2 separate regions of the Homo sapiens genome follow, and region 1 is linked to region 2. Evidence: chromatin contacts called from ENCODE Hi-C or POLR2A ChIA-PET data. All regions are on one chromosome and are shown on one strand. The core of a region is the stretch at or near the end of the contact, and the rest is flanking DNA. Distances in the headings are between cores, read along the strand shown. Region 1 holds the start of MXRA5 (matrix remodeling associated 5). Region 2 has its middle 9.2 kb from the start of LINC01546.

Region 1 (5,952 bases), core at 2,730-5,229, 84 kb before region 2:
ATGTTGATAATAAGGACATGTTGTCAAAATGCTGGTTCAGGAAGAGAAATGCTGCTAACCAGAGGAACAGTGAAAAGCAGTGGCTGGTAAAAGTCACTGGTGCATCCTGCAACAAGCTGCAATCCTTCAGGTTCCATGGCATCTGGCGATTAGGAGGGCTCCGGCCTTTTGTTAATCACTGAGCTTTTGCTTGAAGTACATTCTGTAGCTACAAGGACTGACCTGCCCTTCATTTGATCATCCCTCCTCACCCTCCACATGGTGGAATTATTAGCAAGCAGATGAATTTAATTTAACCGACATGTACTCCAAACCTCTTGTATTTAAGGAACTCTCTTGGCACTTCAAGGGATTCAACAATTAATCAAACATGGTCCCTGCTCTGGGAACACATCACCAAGCAAGCAGGCAACATTAGCAGGACAAACATCAAAACAAAAAAGACTAAATGCAGCAAACTATGCATTTTATTTAAAAAAAGTACAGAATGACGAGATTCCATAATGCTTTATTTGTGGATTTATTGTACAAGTTACGCCCTGGGACTTTTCTAATCTAGGCATTTATTTTTATTAGTATGTGTGTTATTAAAAATAATTTATTGAGGTGAAATTCACATCGTAAAGTAAACCATGTTAAAGTAACAATGTCATGGCATTTCGTACATCCTCAATATTGTGCAACCATCACCTACATGTAGTTCCAAAACGTTTCTGTCACCCTAAGCTAAAACCCTGCTCCCATTCAGCGGTCTCTTTCCGCTGCTCACTCCCCTTCATCCCATGCATGAAATTTGCAAAGCAGAATTGAATTAGTTGACTTGATATTTTATTTACTTCACACTTGTAAGGAATTAAAGCCATTATGTTTGAGTTAACCATCTCATTTCCGTAAACCTGTGCCTTTAACTAGACTTCGATAAATCATTTTTGGGGTGCAGATTGTACAGGTAACACAAGTATTTAGAGGTATTGATAGATATTATCTATTAAATGTGCCAATAATAATCCCCCTGGATAAGGTAGTATAAACAGATTTCCTTACTGCAGAGAAATCCAGACTTTTTTAAATGTTTTTTTTTTTTGAGGCAGGGTCTTGCTCTGTCACTGTGGCTGGAGTGCAGTGGTGCGAACTTGGCTCACTGCAAACTCTGCCTCTCAGGCTCAAGCAATTCTCCCATGTCAGCCCCCAGTATGTAGCTGGAACTACAGGCATATGCCACTATGCCTGGCTAATTTTTTTTTTTTTTTTTTGTAGAGATAGGGTTTTGCCAGGTTGCCTAGGCTGGTCTCAAACTCCTGGACTCAAGCAATCCTCCCGCCTTGGCCTCCCAAAGTGCTGGGATTACAGGCGTGAGCCACTGCGCCTGGCCAAATCTAGACATTTCTTAATAGAATTCAACGTCAGTCATGCGCACATTCATTCATTCATTCATTCAATTGAACGCTTAGTGTATGCTAAGCTCTGTGCTATACTCCAGGTGTCAAGAAGCTATGACGGCATAAAAAGAAGGTGAGTGATTGTCCACAATGCAGGAAAAAAGCCCACTTTAGCAATGGGCATGGAGGTAAGGAAATACTATACAATGGAGATTGAGGAGAACTTTGTCAAAACAGTGGCGTGAACCAACAACAACAAAAATCAGGGATGTGCTACTTGTTCTTGACAAGCCAGATCTATCACCAAAAGGAAGATCCCAGGGACAGGCTGGGAAGCACAGGGCATGGCACAGGCCACCCATGGAAAACTTCAGCCTTGGGTTTGAGGATGATGGCATCCCTCTAAGTCTCAGTGATGGGCTGGAAGGGATGAATGAGAAGGAGTTGGTGGAGGAAGAAGTTGTCAAAATCTAAGACATATCCATGCAACCGCAGTGAGAGAGGTGGAGAGAAGAACACGTTGGGCCAAGAGATTCTTAGGCATCAGGATCTAAACTTGGCAACCAGTTGACTATGAGGAAGACATGAAGGAGAGGCAGAAGGCAAGGATGGCTTGAGTTTCTAGTTTAGCTGACGAGATGGGTGGCAACATCATTAACAAGGGTAAAGAGATGTTCAAGAGACAGTTGTTTTTTGTTTTGTTTTGTTTCGTGATTTAATCAATGGGTTTGGGGCATGCCCAGAAAGAGGCTACCTAAGGGCATTATTTGACTAATCCCTGGAACTATGTCAACACACACTGAAAACTAAAGCTAGAGAAGGAATGAATTCCCATTTATGAACCAGTATTTCCTGACTATCAACTCTGTGGAAGCCACCCTAGGCGCAGGAGGCAGGTGGTGAGGAATTCCTAGACGCTGTGTTTCTTAGGAGGAGCTAAGATGAACCACGCTTCATGCAGGGGAAGCAACTTGTTTCTTAGGCTTAGTCCTTCCTTCCTCCTGAAAGCCCCCTGACAGAGTGCTGGACGTAGGGCAGGACTTCTGAATCTAAAGAGCAGGCACTTCTCAATTATACTTTCTCCATGCATTGCCTTTTAAAAGCTGCATGCCTGCTGGGCTGGGTGGCTCACGCCTGTAATCCCAGCACTTTGGGAGTCCGAGGTGGATGGATCACTTGAGGCTAGGAATTCGAGTCCAGCCTGAGCAACATAGTGAGACCCTGTCCGCACCAAAAAAAAAAAATTAGCCCAGCGTGGTGGCGCAAGCCTCTAGTACCAGCTGCATGGGGGACGGAGGTGGAGAATCGCTTGCGCCTCGGAGGCAGAGGTTACAGTAAGCCGAGATCGCACCACTGGCACTCCAGCCTGGGCAACAGAGCGAGACTCTGTCTCAAATACATAGATACATATATACATACATACACACATACATAAATGCCGCACGCCATCAGCCTGCTTCAGGGGCATCTCAGCAGACAGGATTCGTTGTACAAGTACATGGTACCACTGGGCTTGTAAAAAAAATTTTTTTTATACTCACAGATGTCTTTTGTAGATCAAAGAACACAACAGGCAAACACTGACCCTAAGGACATGTCAAAATGCTGGTTCAGGGAGAGGAATACGGCTAACCAGAGGTATAGCGAAAAGCAGTCGCTGGTGCACCCTACAACAAGCTGGTGCAATGGTGCCTTTCCGGGCCCTACACACCTGTCTGAGCTCCATGTTTTTACCCCAGGTTGGCTCTGCTGACTGAAGATACTCGCCTGACCTCTCCCCACCATTCCAGGTCTGACTTATCCAGGAAGCCAGGCAGCCGCCGCCTCCTCTTCCTCTGCCTCCTGGAATAGGGACCTACCCTCTGCACCCTCTACTTTTTGCCTTGTCGCCAGGTCGCTCCCACCCTCCCACCGCCCCCTCCCCAGACAATACCATCAGACTCTCCGAACGTCCCAACCCTCGCCTTGCCCCTCGAATGCTCCCCAAGCCGGAGGGGAGCCGTTCCACCTTTCTGGCAGGAAGACTCTGGCAAGGGGAGGGAGGCGGGCGCCGGGGAGTCCTGGAGAGGCGGGAGGGCGTGGCGGCGGCTCTCACGTTGCAGCCCTGCCTGCAGCTAGTGGGATGCCGGCGGGGCCAGCCCGCTCCTGCTTGCACACGGTCTGGGAAGAGCTGCCGAGAAAACACCGTCTGGCCCGGAGAAGCGCAAACCCTGCTCCTTCTCTCTCTCCTGAAAGGAACGGAAACGTTCCCAGCGCTGCTTAGGCGCTCTCCAAGCGCGGACTCTACTGCGGCTCCCACCGCGCTCCCTGCATCTCGCCCTTCCCTCCTGGGGTCCTGGACTTCTCTCTGACAAAGAGCCCTCCTTCCCCGAGCCGCCTGCGGTTCTTGCAGCTGGAGTGGGCGAGGCATGCCCACCCGGGCCCAGGCGCAATGAAGACGCGAGAGGAAGGCTGAGCGCAGAGCGGCGCGGCCAGGGTCCCTTGGCTCGGGCCCGCGCCCCGTCTCCCCGGGGTGGGGCAGGGTGGGGGTGTGCCGAGGCGTGGACTTGGGGAAGCCTCGCAGCGCCGGGAATAAAAGGGCGCCGGCTTGCTGTGCCGCGCTGGGAAGCCGAGCTGCCTCACCCCCGGCCCCGGGAAGGGCATGGCCCCGGCAAACTCCCGGCCGTGACTCGCGCGCCCCGGCTCGGTGGATGCTCCCGGCGCACCGCTCCCGTGTGCGGCGGCTTCCCAAGGACAGGTGAGGACCCAGGGTGGCCAGGGCGCCCCAGGGCTGCCGTGTCTGCCTGCAGGGGGTGAAGGGATTTGAGACACCCAAGGGAAACACTGGGGGTAAAGGGCCTGCATGCAGGCAGATTGCACCGTTCCCCAGCACTGTTTGAAGTTGCTAAGAAATCAGGATACCTGAATTCCTGCAATTTTAAGTAGCTAAGGATCAGATAGGGAGGAGAGCCGGATCTTGAAGGAGGATGCACTGAATAGGTCTAATTAAGCCCAGACATCCCATGCCTCCTTTCCTCCCTCTCCCCAAAGCGCTCCCCATCCCTGGCTCTCTCTGGAGACCTTCAACCCCGCCATCCCGCGTTTCTAGGAAGCTGCCAACGGAATTCCTAAGTGAAGCCCACTCTGCTCTTGCAATCGGTGGGGGAAAGGACGCTTGAGGAGCCTCTTTCCAAGTTGCTCAGGCTGTGGCTACTTCAAGTCTCCTCTCCCTCCTCTCTTCCCCCTCTCCTTCCCCGCCTCTTTCCTCCTACTCTTACCCAGGCTTTCCCTGGAAAGGGGACAGCCCAACGCCTAGAGTGATCCGAGCCATGCAAAAAAACCGGGACAGTCATCACGCAGACAAAAGGGGTTTGGTGTCCGAGTCCCGGGCGGCGGGGACTCGCAGGGCCACCCCAGCCGCGTTCCGGGAAAGCTCGTAATTCATCCCGCAGCCAGCTCGACGCGACCCAGCGGACTCTGGAAGCCGGCCAGGGGCTCAGGGCTGCCCGCCCGGCCACTCCAGGTTGTCTGCCCAGGGCCAAGACGAAAGCAGACGGCCTCACGCCCCCACCCCTGCTTCCCGGCGGGGTTCGCAGACCGTCTCTGGCGGCCTAGCTGGCGCCAGGCCGCTTTCTCCGCGGCGGAGAGACCCGACCCCGAGTCCCCGGGATTAGGGTTGTCTGGGGGCGAGTTTCCTGGGTCTCCCGGGAGGTTGGTGCCGGGGTGGGAGGCCGGACAGGGAGTTGGGGCTGAAGAGTCCTATGGAACGCCCGGGCCAAGTCCGCCCGCAGGCACAGGACGCTGGGGACTGGCGCGGCTGCCCTTGGAACCAGCCCAGCGCCGAGGTCAGGCGCGCAGGCAGGGGCGGGGAAAGCCCGGGCTCTGGCGAGAGAGAAAACTCCGAGGACTTTTGCAGAGCTGCAGGAGCCGGTTTGTTCCAGCGCCCAGAGGCGGAGCCCGGACTTGCTTTTTTGCAAAACTACCTGTGCGCCATCAGTTCTTTATGGGCAGCTGAAGGGAGACGCGCCCCCGGGCTTAAGAGAATAACCTTTTCTAGGTCACTTAAAGGCAGGAAAAGCTACAGGTTTGGGATGTTCCTCTCTTATAGGAAGGATTTTAGAATTTTATTTTTATTTTTTGAGACGGAGTTTCGCTCTTGTTGCCCAGGCTGGGGTGCAATGGCTCGATCTCGGTTCACCGGAACCTCTGCCTCCCGGATTCAAGCGAATCTCCTGCCTCAGCCTCCCGAGCAGCTGAGATTATAGGCATGCGCCACCACGCCCAGCTAATTTTGTTTTGTTTGTTTGTTTGTTTGTATTTTTAGTAGAGACGGGGTTTTTCCATGTTGGTCAGGCTGGTCTCGAACTCCTGACCTCAGGTGATCCGCCCGCCTCGGCCTCCCAAAGTGTTGGATGACAGACGTGAGCCACCGAGTCCGGCCTGGGTTTTAGAATTTTAATCAGCAGTTCGCGCTCGTTCAGAACCCGGGCGAATGGGCAGGCGCGTGTTTGTTGTGTATCCCTATTTACTTTCCATGTGTGTCACTATTTTTAAGTGAACGCCATTCAAGAGATGACAAAAATGTTAGATGACA
Region 2 (5,334 bases), core at 983-3,482:
TTATCACATTACATTTAAATCAATCCAATACATATGTATTGACTTAAAACACATCATTGTGCATGTCAAGGCTATAGACATATAGACAACACTGTTACTGCCTGCGCGGACTAAACTTTGTGGAGGGAAATGAAGCTACTGTAGACAAAGATACACAGGTAATGGAAACAAAGGGAGTTTGGGAAGTTGTCTTCTTTCATTGGGGCTGCTATAACAAAGCACCATAGACTCGAGGCTTCTCAACAGCAGGCATTTATGTCTCACAGTTCTGGGAGCTGGAAGTCCAAGGTCAAAGCGTGTCAGATGCAATAATCTGGTGATAACCTGCTTCCTGATTCATAGACGGTGCTTTCTTGCTGTGTCCTCACACGGTGGAAGGGGCAAGGGAGCTCTCTGGGGTCCCTTTTATAAGGGCACTGATCCCATTCATGAGGCTACACCTTCACGACCTCATTATCTCTCAAAGGCTCCACCTCCCAACACCATCACCTTGGGTGTTAAGATTTTCACACAGAAATTTTGGAGGAACACAAACATTCACACCATAGCAGAAGAACAATATAAAAAATTAGTGAGGCTGGGTGCAGTGGCTCACACCTGTAATCCCAGCACTTTGGGAGGCTGAAGTGGGCAGATCGCTTGAGGTCAGGAGTTCAAGACCAGCCTCATTAACATGGTGAAACCCCGTCTCTACTAAAAATACAAAACTTGGTCGGGCATGGTGGCACGTGCCTGTTGTCCCAGCTACTCAGGAGGCTGAGCAGGAGAATCACTTGAGCCCAGGAGGCAGAGGTTACAATGAGCCAAGATCCAGCCACTACACTCCAGCCTGAGCAACAAAGCGAGACACCAAAAAAAAAAAAAAAAGGCTGGGCACAGTGGCTCACACCTGTAATCCCAGCACTTTGGGAGGCCGAGGCGGTTGGATCACGAGGTCACGAGATTATTGAGACCATCCTGGCCAACATGGTGAAACCCCATCTATACTAAAAATACAAAAATTAGCCGGGCGTGGTGTCACGCACCTCTAGTCCCAGCTACTCAGGAGGCTGAGGCAGGAAAACCGCTTGAATCCGGGAGGTGGAGATTGCAGTCAGCTGAGATTGTACCACTGCACTCCAGCCTAGGCGACAGAGTGAGATTCCGTCTCAAAAAGAAAAAAAAAAGTGAATAAATCATATAGAAAGAAAAAGGAGAGGAGGTGTTAATTCAGTTGAAGGAACTTGGTGAGGTTTCAGGAACAAAATGACTTTTGAGCTGGGACTTCCAATGTGTGGGCGTTCAGCATATAGAGATGGGGCCAGGGAGGAAAATGAGAGTGAGGTCAGAGAGGATGGGAGGAGATAAGGAAAGCAAAAAGATAGAACCAAAAGGGAAAGCAGAACTGAGTCTAGGGGAGAAGGGAACTTGGAAAAGCAGAGGCCATTGACCTCTCTATAACTTTGTTAATAAATCTTTGTGTTTGTCTGGCCTGGGATCAAGTTCCAGAGCAACCACTTTCAAGCTTGGGCAACTTTCTCAATTCGTCTTAAGTCTCATCTTTTATTTATTTTTGTTGTTTGTTTTTACAGTTGTTTGCACAAAAGTAGCAACTATTCAGAGAAGTGTGCATGGAGTAAACTCAAAAAAAACCATGCTTTAAAAAAAAAATGCTTAGTCCAATGGCTATCATCCAAAATGCTCATTAGAAAATAACCAAATACAACAAAAATTTGAAGGCATGGAGTTGACTAATGGTCTGGAGAGTTAGCCATGTGTAATTATAAAAGTTTACAGACCTGAGATTTATGAATATTCTGTTTGTTTTCTAAGTATAGTTGATTTTCCTTATTTATAAATTTTGTCTTTCTGAACTTGCCTGCTCACTAAAACTTTGTAATCTCGAAATCAATACAGCACTTTTGCAGTCATTTGCAGACACACACACAAAGCTGGAAAAAATATAAATTGCTCAAAGTGCACATTCCCAGCTACAGTGGAACAAGGCCATGCCCTACCTTCTTGTTTCAGCTCTTATACTTTAAACAAGTAGAATTATTGTGGTCCATTGAGTACCATGTGTTTTGCGTGTTTGTGCTTTTTGTTGGTGATTTTGCTGTTTAAAATGGCCTGAAGAACAGAGCTGAAGTGCTGTCTGGGGTCCCTAGTACAAAAGGACTGCAATGTGCCTCACAGAGAAAATCTCTGTGTTAGAGAAGCATTACTCAGGCATGAGTCATGGTGCTGCTGGACATGAGTTCAGTGTGAATGAGTCAAAAATATCTACTCAGAAAGTTTTTCTTAAACAGAAACATGCATAAAACAAGATTATGTATTGACTGGTTGATGAAAATGTTGTGACCAGACATCATAGAATCCTAATCTTGTATTTCCCCTGGGAGCAATAGTTTACAACTTGCTAATTCAGTGTTTATGGTGACTTTATAGAACACAACTATCACAAATACAGAGAATTGAATGTAATTTCAATCTTTATTTCTACTGAAAGATTACCTCAATCAACCCAGGAGCCCGTTGGGTTTTCTCATTGCTTCATTGCTGATGACTGTTCCAATGCTGGGCTAATAACAGGCATTTGATTAACATTAGATTTATACATCAGGTGAGTAAGGAGGAGACTGGCTTCATTAATACCACATAGTCACCATGCAAAAGGTGTCACATTTATTAGGGAAGTGTGACGCTGCCATGGAGAAATAAAATGAATAAAATTCCTGTAGTAAATCATGGCTAAACATAATGTAAAAACAGTCATTGTGGAACAGAAATTATAATTAGTTCTCCAACATCCAGCTCAATGACACTCTAGGAAGGCAATCACATTACTAAAATTGATTTTGACCAATTGTCTGTTCCAGTCATTAAAATGAATGACAACCACAAAACCTAAAATATGCATACACCTCTTGTGTTATTTTTCTGTGGCTGTTGTAACAAATTACTATAATCTGGGTGGATTGTGGAATAATCCCAAATGCCATCAATCAACAGGTTGGTAAAGGAACTATGATATATATGTACACACACACACACACACACACACACACACACACACACCATGGAATACTACTCAGCCATAAAAATGAATAAATTAATGGCATTTGCAGCAACCTAGGTGGGAATGGAGACTATTATTCTAAATGAAGTCACTCAGGAGTGGAAAACTGAACATCATATGTTCTCATTCATAAGTAGGAGCTAAGCTATGAAGATGCAAAGGCATAAGAATGATACAATGGACATTGGGAACTTGTTGGAAAGGGCAGGATGGGGGTGAGGGATAAAAGATTACAAATTGGATTCAGTGGATTGCTCTGGTGATGGGTGAACCAAAATCTCACAAATCACCACTAAAGAATTTATGTAACCAGATACCACCTGTTCCCCCAAAACCTATGGAAATGAAAAAAAAAAAAAAATTTTAAGATAGCAAGAATTTGTTCTCTCAAACTTCTGGAAGCCAGAAGCCCAAAATGAAGGTGTGAGCAGCAACACACCTTCTCTGGAAACTCAAAGAGTGAATCCATTCTTTGCTTCTGGCTTCTGGTGCCTTTTGATGTTCTGTCTTGTGGCCACATCACTCCAACATCTACCTCCATGCTCACATCACCTCCTCTTCTTCTGTCTCTCTTGCCCTTCGTGCATATTTTATTTAAGCCACCCAGTTTATGGCATTTGGTTATAGCATTAGAGGTAGGTTTGCCCAAATAATCCAGGATGACATCCTCATCTCAAGACTTTTAGCTTAATTACATCTACAAAGACCCTAATGCTATAGAAGGTCACATTCATGGTGTCTTAGTTCAGGATCCTATAATAAAATGCCTTAAGCTGGGTGGCTTGAGCAACAAATGTTACTTCCCAAAGTTCTGGAGCCTGGGAAGATGAAGATGCTGGCAGATCTGGTGTCTACTGAGGGCCTCCTTCCTCCTTCCTGGTCTGCAGATGGTGCCATGTCTCTGTACCTTCACATGGAGGAGAGAGGGAGCTCTGAGTCTCTTTCTCTTCTTATAAAGACACTAATCCCATCAAGCAGGCACCACCCTCATTATCTCATCTAAACCTACATACCTCCCACAGGCCCCACCTACTAAGACCATCCCATTGGGGATTAGGGCTTCCACATATGGATTTGGGGAGGATGTGCTGTATTAGTTCATTCTTAAGCTGCTAATAAAGACACTCCTGATACTAGGTCATTTATAAAGTAAAAAGGTTAATTGACTCACAGTTCCACATGGCTGGTGAGGCTCACAATCATGACAGAAGGCAAGGAGGAGCAAAGCCATGTCTTTTTCTTACATGGCGGCAGGCAAGAGGGCTTGTGCAGGGGAGCTCCCATTTATAAAGCCATCAGATCTCTTAGGACTTACTCACTACTATGAGAACAATATGAGGGAAACTGCCCCCATGATTCAATTATCTCCACCTGGCCCCACCCTTGACACGTGATAATTATTACAATTCAAGGTGAGATTTGGGTGGGGACACTGCCAAACCATATCACGTGCATTCCATGACTTAGACCAGGGATTGGAACATGCAGTCCGTAATTTAGGCCAGGGATAAAACACAGACTTTCATTCTGAAGGCCATTTAACTTTCTACACTTCTATATAGAGAACCATAAAATTAGAAGAAAGCAGCAAGTGTCATTGTAATTTTACACAAAAGTAGGGAGAACAGCCACGTAAATGCAAAGTAAAACAAAGTAGATCTGAAATCTTCTGGTTGGCAACTTGGGAGTATTCAGTTTCAGTGACATACCAAATTCCTATCCTTGCATGTTCCCAGAATTGAGATAAAATGACATTAACGCTACAAAAGCTCATATAATGACTGTTTGTGACAGCGAAAACGAATGTGCTAATGTAAAACTTTGCATTAAGTTGAAATGCTATGGAAAACACATGGGGAATTCTTCTTATCTCCTGTGCTGCAGAATTGTGGCTGACAGACAGGGAACATAAATCACGACATTTTATTCAAAGACAATAAATGCACCAACTCAACTAACACAACCTGAAGACAAGCCAGAATAACTCTAGAAGGAGAAAAAGGTAACATCTGAACATGTCCTCAGCTGAGGTAAGTACACTTGGAAAGGGCATATATTTAGCTGTTTCAAATGCTCTATTTCTGGGCAAAGCACATGTTTAAATGTTTGGTTGACATGAATTAAAAGCAAATGCCCAATTTGGTACTCTATAAGGTAGCTTTCTGATGCCCTGAAGAATCTTATTTACATGACGCCAAATGCATTCATTCATTGACCAATTCATTCACTTAACAGATGTTGACAATGTATTCATGATATGCCAGTGGCATTCTGGG

What was found. A loop is a pair of places that touch in the nucleus more often than their neighbours do. ChIA-PET counts read pairs that join two places held with the same protein, here RNA polymerase II (POLR2A). Pooled maps may share reads with other maps.
Region 1: a loop to region 2 is called in a map of mammary epithelial cell, with 16 times the contacts of the local background. The contact joins the promoter of MXRA5 here to the enhancer-like site in region 2. A Hi-C loop is called at or near these places in 1 of 168 maps with a recorded cell type or tissue (mammary epithelial cell) and 2 of 50 pooled maps. POLR2A ChIA-PET finds 5 or more read pairs at or near these places in 1 of 52 experiments (K562).

Annotation. Positions count from the first base shown.
Region 1 is chrX:3,344,679-3,350,630 of GRCh38, reverse strand. MXRA5 (matrix remodeling associated 5) reads left to right here and starts at 3,979. Exons shown (of 7, transcript NM_015419.4): 1 at 3,979-4,116.
Region 2 is chrX:3,259,954-3,265,287 of GRCh38, reverse strand. No RefSeq gene overlaps it. Among named protein-coding and RNA genes, the nearest start is that of LINC01546, 9.2 kb to the left of the region's middle. Within about 2 kb of position 2,232, at least 3 of the 41 ENCODE cell types and tissues checked have a DNase peak (open chromatin) inside an H3K27ac peak, as active enhancers do; they include mammary epithelial cell, where a contact is called at or near this core.